2 separate regions of the Homo sapiens genome follow, and region 2 is linked to region 1. Evidence: chromatin contacts called from ENCODE Hi-C or POLR2A ChIA-PET data. All regions are on one chromosome and are shown on one strand. The core of a region is the stretch at or near the end of the contact, and the rest is flanking DNA. Distances in the headings are between cores, read along the strand shown.

Region 1 (6,008 bases), core at 2,049-4,548:
CTCCAGCAGCTGGAATGCAAGCATTTGATCTGTGAACTATGCTGGGCTTACAAGCTGCAGGTGGCATGCTAAAATTAATTAATATTCCTCCTCGGACATCTAAGTAAAACAGATCTTTGCAAATCTCCGTGTGTCTACTCAGAGAGTCCCACGAAACTGCCAAGCGCCAATCCAAAGGTAGATGCATGATCAAGAGAGAGAGATGATGCCACACAAGGATAGGGAACTGAAGTGTGAAAGAACTGATTCACTTATAAATTACATAAACCAAAAATAAAATTCTAAGACCCCTCAACCATCTGGATGGACTTCCCCCTCAGTTAGTGAGAGGTGACAACGTGCTAGCAGCCCTCACTTGCTCTCAGCACCTCCTCGGCCTCAGCGTCCGCTCTGGCCATGCTGAGGAGCCCTTCAGCCTACCGCTGCACTGTGGGAGCCCCTCTCTGGGCTGGCCAAGGCCGGAGCTGGCTCCCACTGCTTGCTGGGAGGTGTGGAGGGAGAGGCATGGAAGGGAACCGGAGCTGCACACAGCACTCGCGGGCCAGCGCAAGTTCGGGGTGGGCGCGGGCCCGGCAGGCCCCGCACTCGGAGTGGCTGGCCGGCGCCACCGGCCCTGGGCAGTGAGGGGATTAGCTCCCGGGCCAGCAGCTGCGGAGGGGGCACTGGGTCCCCCAGCACTGCCAGCCCGCCTGCCCCACACTTGAATTCTCGCCGGGCCTCAGCCACCTCCCCGCGGGGCAGGGCTTGGGACCTGCAGCCCGCCATGCCCGAGCCCCCCCACAGTGAGCTCCCTGGCGACCTGAGCCTCCCCGACGGGCACTGCCCCCTGCTGCGTAGCACCCAGGCCCATCGACCACCCAAGAGCTGAGGAGTGCAGGCATGTGGCGCGGGACTGGCGGGCAGCTCCACCCGCAGTCCTGGTATGGGATCCACTAGGCGAAGCCAGCTGGGCTCCTGAGTTGGGTGGGGACTTAGAGAACTTTTATGTCTAGCTGGAGGATTGTATATGCACCAATCAGCACTCTGTATCTAGCTAATCTGGTGGGGACTTGGAGAACTTTTATGTCTAGCTAAAGTATGTAAATACACCAATCAGCACTCTGTATCTAGCTCAAGGTTTGTAAATGCACCAATCAGCACTCTGTGTCTAGCCAGATTGTAAATGTACCAATCAGCACCCTGTCAAAACAGACCAATCAGCTCTCTGTAAAACGGACCAATCAGCTCTCTGTAAAATGGGCCAATCAGCAGAATGTGGATGGGGCCAGATAAGGGAATAAAAGCAGGCTGCCAGAGCCAGCAGGGGCAACCTGCTGGGGTCTCCTTCCACACTGTGGAAGCTTTGTTCTTTTGCTCTTTACAATAAATCTTGCTGCTGCTGACTCCTTGGGTCCGCACTGCCTTTATGAGCTGTAACACTCACGGTGAAGGTCTGCAGCTTCACTCCTGAAGCCAGTAAGACCATGAACCCACCAGGAGGGATGAACAACTCTGGACACACCACCTTTAAGAGCTGTAACACTCACTGCAAAGGTCTGCAGCTTCACTCCTGAGGCCAGTGAGACCATGAACCCACTGGGAGGAATGAACAACTCCAGATGGGAGGAATGAACAACTCCGGACAGGAGGAACGAACAACTCCAGACGTGCCGTCTTAAGAGCTGTAACACTCACCGCAAAGGTCTGCAGCTTCACTCCTGAAGCCAGCGAGACCATGAACCTACCAGAAGGAAGAAACTCCGAGCACGTCCAAACATGAGATGGAACAAACTCCAGACACACCATCTTTAAGAACTGTAACACTCACCGCAAGGGTCTGCGGCTTCATTCTTGAAGTCAGTGAGACCAAGAACCCACCAATTCCGGACACATTAGGACTTTTAAAACTTAACCTGAGAGACTGTTTCAGGCCATGACAGGAAGTGGGGGTTGAACAGGCTTCATTATACCTCTCTGGCATTAACATCAACACAGATTTTAAGTCTGATAAGAAGCATTTTACAATCTATTTTCTCTGATGCTTGCTAGCTAAAAGCTTCATCTGTATAGTAAAACTTTGGTCTCTACGACATGTTATCACAACCCAGACATTCCTTTCTGTTGATCCCAGGTCTTTAAACAAACTCAACCAATTGTCAACCAGAAAATGTTTAAATTTCCCTACAGCCTGGAAGCCCCTATTTTGAATGGCCCTGCCTTTGTAGACCAAACCAATGTATTTCTTAAATGTATTTGATTGATGTCTCATGCCTCCCTAAAATGTATAAAACCAAGCTGCACCCCAGCCACCTTGGGCCCATGTTCTCAGGACCTCCCGGGCCATGGTCACTCACATTTGGCTCAGAATAAATCTCTTCAAATATTTTACAGAGTTTAATTCTTTCCATTGACAATTGCATTACAAAAAAGCAAAATCTTTCCATTCAAGTTTTCAGCAAGTAATAATAAAAATTTAAATAAATCAGGGTGTACAGTATATTTAATATTTTGGTTTTTTTATCATTGTACAGCTTTGAGTGAACTAAAGGAATTAACAAATTTATCTTGTTTGTAAGTCTCAAACATTTGTTGGTGTCTCTGTTAAATACATTTTTGGACAATCATTTTAAATATTACAGTCGTGTGGGTAGTGTAGTTCCAGAATAATTTAGAAAACATGGTATCTAGATTTACAGTATGGACCTCTCAGGTAAGATAATAAAGAAGGAAAATCTTTTTAGATGCCCCTGTTTTTAGGAGCTTAGAATTCTCTCTTTTACTTTCTTCCGACCATGATGAATGGGTAGCTTTTTTTTTATTTTTGTTTAAACCTCTTAATTTTTTGTAAACTTTAAATCTGTTATTCAGCACCTCAAAATTTAAAGTATATATGCTCCTATCTTTGAAACTGCAAGTCTTTTTCTCCATTTTTTTTTTGAATTACTGTTAACCTAGGCTCTCACCAATCTATTTGGCATTTACCCACATATTTTGCTTAAGATTTAATTTTAAAAGTTCTGTAAACTTACTGTATCTCCAAAATAACAGCACATCCATAGCTGTCTATTGAGTCAGTTGTATTTCTAAAAGAAACATGTTATTTCATGGCAGCTTCCTTGGTAAATTTCTGGTAGTCACTACGAAATGAAAGGAAGTGGAAAAGGTCGGGGACGGTTAGAAAATAGTTGGGGAGAAGAATCACAGGTTATCACATACTTGAAAGGAATAATCCTGAAGACTCAAAACTTCACAACTCTTTTTGTCCCTGTGCTCCCTAGTGAAAACAGTCTGTGTTAGTCAGAAGCAAGCTCACAAAGCTCATGAATAACTTGCATTCTTATGCTGGAGAACAGCCAATTACCCTGGGACCAAATTCCTGTTTGCTTTGTAGTGAATGTGGGAGACAAGCTGCCTGCCAGTAGCTGTTAAGGCAGTAAAAACACAGCCAGAGGCTATCACAAGGAGGAAATCACAGAGCAAGTTAATTTGTGAACTTCAAGGACAGAGATTAAATATTGTGCAATGAAGCTAATATGGTGGGCTTGTCTGAAAGTAGAATAATCTGGTCTGAAAAGCACCCTTATGAGTTAGCATGATATTTGCATAATGAGTGACACATCATCGTTTCCAGACTTGCTTTTTTTAATGATTGATATCCTTTAAAATTTTCTTCCAAAAAGATTATTGATTCTCTGTTTGGGAAATGCAAGTTTGTTTTACTCTTGATTCTCTCATTCTGATATATCTGGTACAGAGAGTATTAAAGCCAAAAGGACAGTATTTGGGGTAAAATTTGGAAAATCCCAGACCCAATTTGGAAACCAAGATAGCTCATTATACCCTGTTGTTTTATAGAGCCATGTTCAGTGTTTTGAGTACTTGAGGCTGCTCTGAGATCTCTTATTTGCATTCAGAACTTGAGTAGTTTTTGACCAAGGGGAAAAAATGAGAACTGCCAAATCTATTAGCTTGCCCATAACCCCAAATAGTATACTATAGTGTCATTCTCCACAGAGAAAACAGCTTACCGTTTAAATCCTAGAAATTACACACTGACTACTAGGTCACTGTAACCTCACTATGATACCCTTAGGTCACATGTTGTGAGTTTTACAGTTGTTTGGACATAGAGTTTATAAAAAATTAAAATAAAATAAACCTTTGGATAGAGTATAACGTTGGGGCTCAGAAAGCAATAACCCAAACACTGGTGCTATGACAGGCTAAGAGGCCTTAGACGCAGCCCGCAAATCAAGGTCCCTCTAACTTTGCCTTGTCCCTCAGCCCTTGCCTCAAGCACAGGGAGGGACTCTCTCTGGAATTTCCTTATCTGACCAAGAAATCTTCTTTCTAAGAGAAATACAATTGTTTTCCTCCCTTCTCTGAAATCTCATTATCTGTCTCAGAAAAGAAGACTAAGGAATGCAACTACAGGGAGATGGACTTTTTCACAACATAATTCCAGCCTCTAGGGCTCATTCAAATTCCAAAGAGAATCATTTACAAGTTCACTGTTCTCCCTAATAATCATCTGTGGTCCCTCAAAGGAATTGCCTACATTCCCCATCTCTCCCCTCCCCTATGGAAGAGAGTATATAAGCTTCTGTACCACATTGGGTTATTAGGCAATCTTCCTCCTTAAGTTCCCCAGTGCTAACCATGTTAAAACAAACTTTCGTATGCCTTTTCTCCTACTTATCTGTCTTTTGTCAGTTGATTATTAGTGATCCCTTGGAGGGTGAAGGGGAAGTTTTCCCTTGGTTCCTACAATAAGATGGACCAATATTACACTGATTTTTGATGCCATAGCTAATCATATTATATTGAGGTTTGTAAAACTAATGAAGCCTACCAAGATTAGGATTATGGGAGGGCCCTGAATTCTGCTAAAATGTAGATGCTGTTTCTACAATCCCTTACTGCTCAGGAGTTATGTGGCCAGAGGTCATAAGATTCATTGCTTCCCCAGCTGCACCTATAGGTAACATCACTATTGTAGAACTAAGATTGCTCTTTTGAGATGTTTTTCAGACTTACCCAACCTGGACTAGTCACTGATGACTCATCTGTCCTGTGGGCCCCCACCCACCCCACAACCACCCATCCAGAGACAGACTCAATGCACAAAGACTATTTTCCACACCTCTATAATTGCATCCCCAGCCAATCAGCAGTACCCATTCCCTAGTTCTCTTCCCACCAAACTATGCTTGCAAAACCCTAACCTCTGAACGTTCAGGAAGACTGATTTGAGTGATAACTCCAGTTCTTCTGCATAGCTGGCCTTGTGCTAATTAATTAATTATATACCATAGTACCATGGTCTCAGTAAACTGGTTTTGTTTGTGCAGTGGGCAAGAAGAACAGTCAGGCAACTACAGTTGTAATGCCATGGAAAATTGAAATACATCTTGCACATGTCCCATGATGGAAGAACTTAGAGATGTTTTTCAATGTTTATCAGAGAACATGAAATAGCCTGCCAGGCCCAGAATCCAGAAGTTTTATCCACTAGCACTTTAAATCTAGTCAAATGGAACATAGTCACTGGTGCTGAGAGACCTAGGTGCTCAGGGAAAATGAGCACAGCAATATACTAATAGAAGACAAATATTCAACCAACTATAAAGCTTAAGGCTTTAGAAAGACACAATCTTTTTATGGTTTCATTGTTGGCATCATTTTGCATTCAGATTTATCAATTAAAATATGTGTCATTTTTATGCTTTAGTTCAAATGTTGTTTCCCTTCTTTTTTTTTATTTTATTATTACTATACTTTAAGTTTTAGGGTACATGTGCACAACATGCAGGTTTGTTACATATGTATACATGTGCCATGTTGGTGTGCTGCACCCATTAACTCGTCATTTAGCATTAGGTATATCTCCTAATGCTATCCCTCCCCCCCTCCCCCCACCCCACAACAGTCCCCGGTGTATGATGTTCCCCTTCCTGTGTCCATGTGTTCTCATTGTTGAATTCCCACCTATGACTGAGAAAACGCAGTGTTTGGTTTTTTGTCCTTGC
Region 2 (6,008 bases), core at 946-3,445, 130 kb after region 1:
ATACAATAAATAGAGAAAATCAATAAGAATATTGAAGATTTGCTTAATGCTATCAACCAACTTTATCTATTTGATATTTATATAACAGAACAACCAACACCCTGCATAAAATACTTTTTTCAAAGGCATATGGAACAATTATCTAGCAGGATCATGTGATGAGATATAAATCAAATCTCAAGAATTGGAAGAACTTAATCATACAGAATATTACCACGACTATAACAGAATTAAGATAGAAATCAGTTACCAAAAGATACATGGAAAACCTCAGAATCTGGAAATTAAAAAACCTACTTCTAAATAATCTATTAGTCAAACAAGCAATCTATATAATTCAAGCAAATTGCTTCACTTGAATTATATATATAATTCAAAGCAAAATGAATATATTCAAAAGAATATAATTCAAGCAAAATGCGAATGAAATCAAATTTTGTAGAATGCAGTCAAAATTGCACTTAGAGGGCAATTTCTAGCTTTAAATGCTTATATTAGAAAATAAGAAAGATTTATAAATAACAATCTAAGCCTCTAAATAAAGAAGCTGGGAAAAGAAAAGCTAATTAATTTAAATTAATTAGAAAAAAGAAAACATTAACGAATGGAAAACAATAAAATGAGAAACAGGAAATGGACAAAATAAAAGAGCTAAAAAAATAGATTTTGAAAAAAAATTTTAAGGTGATAAACCCTGTGAAGACTGATCAAGTAAAGAAAGAGAGAAAAAACCCTCACAAATTACCAATATCACGAATAGAATAGGGACATTATGACAGACCCTATAGACCTCAAAAGACTAATAAGGGAATATCATGAAAAACTTTATGCTGATTAAGTTGCCAATTTCAATAAAATAGAGAAAATCCACTAATAATATAAATTGTGAAAAATTATGCAAGAAGTAATAGAACATATGAATAGCCCTATAACTGTTAAGGATGTTTAACTTATTTAAATTTTTCCACAAAGAAACATCAAGGCTAAGATGGTCCCATTCATGACTTCTATCAAACATTTAAAGAAGAATAAATATCAATTTTATACAAACTCTTTGAGAAAATAAAGTAGGAGGAACTTTCCCAATGCATTTTATGGGAACAAGATAAACCTGGTGTTAAAACCGGACAAGGACATTACAAGAAAAGTATATAAAAATAACTCCCTTGAATAAAAATACAAAACTCTTTAACATAATACTAGTAAATCAAATCTAGCATATAGAGAGTATAGTGCATCATGACAAGTAGGCTCTTTCCTCTGAAGGCAAGATTAGTTTAACAATCAAAACTCAATCAATGTGTGTAGGCCAGGTGTGGTGGTTCACACCTGTAATCGCGGTACTTTGGGAGGCAGTGAGGGCAGATCGCTTAAACCCAGGAGTTTGAGACCAGTCTGGGAAACATGGAGAAACCCTGTCTCTACAAAAAATACAAAAATTATCCAGGTGTAGTGGCATGTGCCTGTAATCAAGCTACTTGGGAGGCTGAGGTAGGGGGTTCACCTGAGCCTGGGAAGGTCAAGGGTGCAGTGAGCCATGATTGCACCACTGCACTCCAGCCCAGGTGACAGAGTAAGAGCCAATCTCAAAAAAATAAAAATAAAAAATTTAAAAAATCCAGTTAATGTGTCAATTAAAATTAAGGCTTTTCAGATAAAAATAATTTAATTCAGGTTCCTCCAAAGCCAAATGTGAGGATAAACTTGAGAAAACACACCATCAAAGTTAAGAGTGTTTTGAAGTCTGTTGGAAAACTTTTATAGGAGAGATTAGGAGAAGGGAGGGGGACTCCTCATACTGGATTTTCTTTTCATTGGAGGGTGCAATATAGAGGTTTACAATCACTGGATACAGATTGCAATGTACAGGCTAAAATGTCTGCATGCAAAACAATTAGTAAAACTTTATAATTCAAAAATGAGTCAGCATCCTTTTCAGTGTCAGTAGGCTATGCATTAATCAGTACATCAACAATTTGAGGAACTCAAGACAAGACTCTTTACTCAAGAAGAAGGTGTCATCATGAATCACAAGACTTTCCCAAGGCAGATTAATTTGAAAGCCTGTTTTCTTTTAAACTGTCAAAGTGACGTCTGGTTTTTATTTCCCGTTTTTGATCCAAAATCTTCCCATAGAAGCATTGATGATCAATCTCTGCTTAGGTTACAGTGATAGACTTGCTTCATTCCTTGGTGCTAGGAAAGCTCATTCTCAGAAAGTCATATCCTTCAGTGGGGGCAAAGAACCTTGTTACTGCAGGTAAGGCAGATTGCTAGGAATGTAGGTCATGGACACAAGACTACATGCTATTCTCCTGAATAATGAATCATTGCCAGTTGCTGGGTGACCATGATTTTGGCTTTAGACATTGATCTAAAGCAAGCAGAAATGAAAATAATGAGTAACTTAATAGTCAGGAAAATGACAACTATGTTTATATTTATGGTTATGGTTATAATAATAACAACTTGAAGACCAGTACAAAATAAAGGAGTTAGTCCTGAGTGTAACCAACTAAATAAGATATCAATTTATAGCTGCTCTCACTTGTTGAATCATCTCTAATCTTTAGAATTGCATGATTTTTGTTTTCTTGGAAGAAGTAAAACAATGAGACATACATAGTATTAATAATTTACATAGTGCAAAAAATTCACATAAGGATTAGAATTAAAAGGAGAATTTGTATGCCAGAATGGAAAAAAGAGAGCCTATACCATTAGGGAGCCAACTAAAATCATCAAGAAGAAAATCAACTTCAAGTTCTTCTTTAGAGACATGTTATAACCAGGAGATAATCCAGTATTCAGTCCAAAAAAAGGGCAAATTTTTAAAACTCAAAAACAACAGTCAGGGCTAGAGTCTAATAACAGGTATACTATAGTTATCTTCTGAAACATGATAGTTCTCTCTCCAGTCCCTTTTTCTACCAAAGAAAAATCACAGTGAGACCAATTTGTTCGCCATATAAGTTTTAGTCAGATTGTATTTGCCTTGGTTATTCGTGTAAAGTACAGCAAGAATAGTGATTGGCCATAGAGACTCCTTTTAAATTAGCTTTGCTGTAACTTTTTTTATAACAGATTTTGGGTTGGACTTTTAAAAGCCTCTTGAGCCTAAGTAGCCAACCCAAGGATTCACTATCAGACGGTGCTTGTAATACCAGCACAGATTAGGTGACTTCCCCTCTTCTTGAGGTCCCCAGAATATCTTGAGGTTCCCAAACCTGTCCAAAAGTAACATTCTTTACTTACCACAAGGTCAGAAACCTTGTAAGGAAATTGTGTAGACAAAGTATTAGGCCCATATTTTTCCAAGTCTATTAGCTTCAATCTCAATTCCTTAAAGCAATTTTGTCCTATTTGAAAATATGACGTTCTAGTTAAAGCTTTGGAAAAATAACCAGTGTTTCCACTGTATCCTGTTACCAAAAAAATAAAGATTCTTATTGAACTTATACAAATAACTACATTGTCATAAAACAAGAATGCTTAGGAATAATTTCCAGATTCTGGATAATTCAAGTAGAGAGAGAAAGGTAAATGTTTCAGTTTTGCTTATAGAAGTATATTTTACCCAATTACTGTAAAATATAAATAGCTCAAAAGAAAAAAACTGTTTTTTTGATGCTGGAAAACAAAATATAAAAGGAATCAGCCCTGTTTCAAACAAAAAGTCATAAAAAATCACTTTAGTCCTCCATCAGTTTAGTTCTATATAATTTTTGTTCTGCTTGGTTTTGGGTTAGCAATTTTCATGAATACATCAGTTTTTCATTAGAGTTCTGAAAGTTCTAGTCCATTGATCTTAAAGTTATCAGAAGTCTGTGTTCAAGAGCACTTGTCAGAGTTTTTCAATAAAAAGCATTTTTGTACCTTGGTTGATTACAAATATTTTTAGAGAAGAATTGAAAATATTAACTGTAGGTGACAAAAAGTTAGAATAGCCATGGTTAAAATCTGATGGAAGTTTCTAATTGATAAACGAATGTAGTTATTTCTATTACATGCGGCATTTTAAGAAAACAACCAGAATCATGACTAACAGCATCACACGAGGACCTTTAGACTTTTGTAAATTTCACATGCTCTTTAGAATATTTAGAATATTCACATTAATAACATATTCACACAAATATAATTTTAGAAAAACTTTAACAATCAAAATTATAAACAACATATTAGATTTTTATGAATTTGTATAATTTTTGGAACATTTATATCAATAACATACCCATAAATATAAATGATTTTGATACTGAGGAAATCTGCATGATATCAAAGTTTCAAAACATGTGATCAAAGCATAATCACAGGTCATTGTAAAGTAACAGGTATTCATTTAACCAGAGTCAAGTTGACTTCAAAAGCAATACAGGAAGTTACATGAATGTAAAAACATTAATCCTTTTAAAACTCAGTTTTTCTAAGTAATCAAAGTCCCAATAAAGACAATGTAGAAATTATCTTGATAAAAAGAAGTTTTGAAAAGAAAGATTACAGGATTAAAAATTGAAATCTCTTGCAATTGTATTAAGAGCAAATTAATACTTCAAGAAAGCTTTGTTATTATAACATAGGGAATAAAATTCGTTAAGTTTTACGTTGTGTATTTTTAATGTTAAAGTTTCATCTTCAAAAAGACATCCATAATTTTCATATAATTATAGCCAACTTGATCACACACAAAATTTCTTTCATAAATTTTCTTTTCATAAACCTTATCATGACTTACTCAGACCATTGACAATATGCTTGGACTTTTTAATTTATCCTACATCTCCTCTTTCTTAAATAGCTAGTCATTTTACTTTAGGAAAAAGTAAGTCATCTTCATATCCATACTTTTTTTTTGTTTTTTTGGTTTTTGTTTTGTTTTGTTTTGGTTTTGTTTTTTTGTTTTTGTTTTTTTATTATACTTTAAGTTCTAGGGTACATGTGCATAACATGCAGGTTTGTTACATATGTATACACATTGGTGTGCTGCACCCATTACCTCGTCATTTACATTAAACATTTCTTCTAATGCTATCCCTTCCCCCTCCCTCAACCCCACAACAGGCCCTGGTGTGTGATGTTTCCCACCCTGTGTCCAAATGTTCCATTGTTCAATTCCCACCTATGAGTGAGAGCATGCAGTGTTTGGTTTTCTGTCCTTGTGACAGTTTGCTAAGAATGTTGGTTTCCAGCTTCATCAATGTCCCTACAAAGGACATGAACTCATCATTTTTTCTGGCTGCATAGTATTCCGTGGTGTATATGTGCCACATTTTCTTAATCCAGTCTATCATTGGTGGACATTTGGGTTGGTTCCAAGTCTTTGCTATTGTGAATAGTACTGCAATAAACATACGTGTGCATGTGTCTTTATAGTAGCATGATTCATATCCACAACTTTCTTTATATTTTTTTCTCTCTCCTACTTACTGATTCCTTTTAATCTCATTTGTTTCCTTCCTAAATCCATATTTTGAAGTAATTTTTAGGTAACATCGAAATTGTACAAAATTATTCTTTTCTCAATAAAGAACACATTTTTATACCTTCTGATAATATGTTCTCATCAAAAACACATCTTACTTTTTTGGTCCTTTTTATATAAAGAGTTGTATATATTAATTTGAATTTTAAATCTTACTAATCTTAAATTTTAGTGAGAACCTAAGAAGTAAGAAATCTAGAATTATCTGTCACATATCAATTTTGTATAGATAAGAAGCATTTTATAATTTCTAGAAACATGCTTTCTTATAACACAATTTTTTACCTTAAGTGGAAACGACCCAGACGTTTGATGATTATCTATTATTGAATTTAACATACTTTTGAGATTTCAAATAACACAAAAAATTCATTTATAGAAGTTTATCCCATTTACATTTACTTATTTGATTTTAACAATTTACCTAGTTTACTTATGAGAACTAAGATATTAGACAAAGGTAGTCATCATTTCAAGTTATTATCCTGTTAACCATTTTTATAGCCTGTGAATATCAGCTGCGCAC

What was found. Hi-C counts contacts between places; a loop is a spot of excess contacts on that map. ChIA-PET counts read pairs that join two places held with the same protein, here RNA polymerase II (POLR2A). Pooled maps may share reads with other maps.
Region 2: a map of mammary epithelial cell shows a loop between it and region 1 (2.6-fold over the local background). The contact joins the enhancer-like site here to the promoter of GS1-204I12.4 in region 1. A Hi-C loop is called at or near these places in 1 of 168 maps with a recorded cell type or tissue (mammary epithelial cell), 4 of 37 single-sample maps with no recorded cell type and 4 of 50 pooled maps. POLR2A ChIA-PET finds 5 or more read pairs at or near these places in 1 of 52 experiments (Panc1).

The regions. Positions count from the first base shown.
Region 1 is chr1:185,643,799-185,649,806 of GRCh38, reverse strand. It overlaps GS1-204I12.4 (a long non-coding RNA gene), which reads right to left and starts at 3,298. Exons shown (of 3, transcript NR_188649.1): 1 at 3,009-3,298. The region is part of intron 1 of LOC107985239 (a long non-coding RNA gene); the gene reads right to left. RefSeq lists an enhancer at 2,921-3,834.
Region 2 is chr1:185,516,723-185,522,730 of GRCh38, reverse strand. All of the region lies in intron 1 of LOC107985239 (a long non-coding RNA gene), which reads right to left. Among named protein-coding and RNA genes, the nearest start is that of LINC01350, 110 kb to the left of the region's middle. Within about 2 kb of position 2,195, at least 3 of the 41 ENCODE cell types and tissues checked have a DNase peak (open chromatin) inside an H3K27ac peak, as active enhancers do; they include mammary epithelial cell, where a contact is called at or near this core.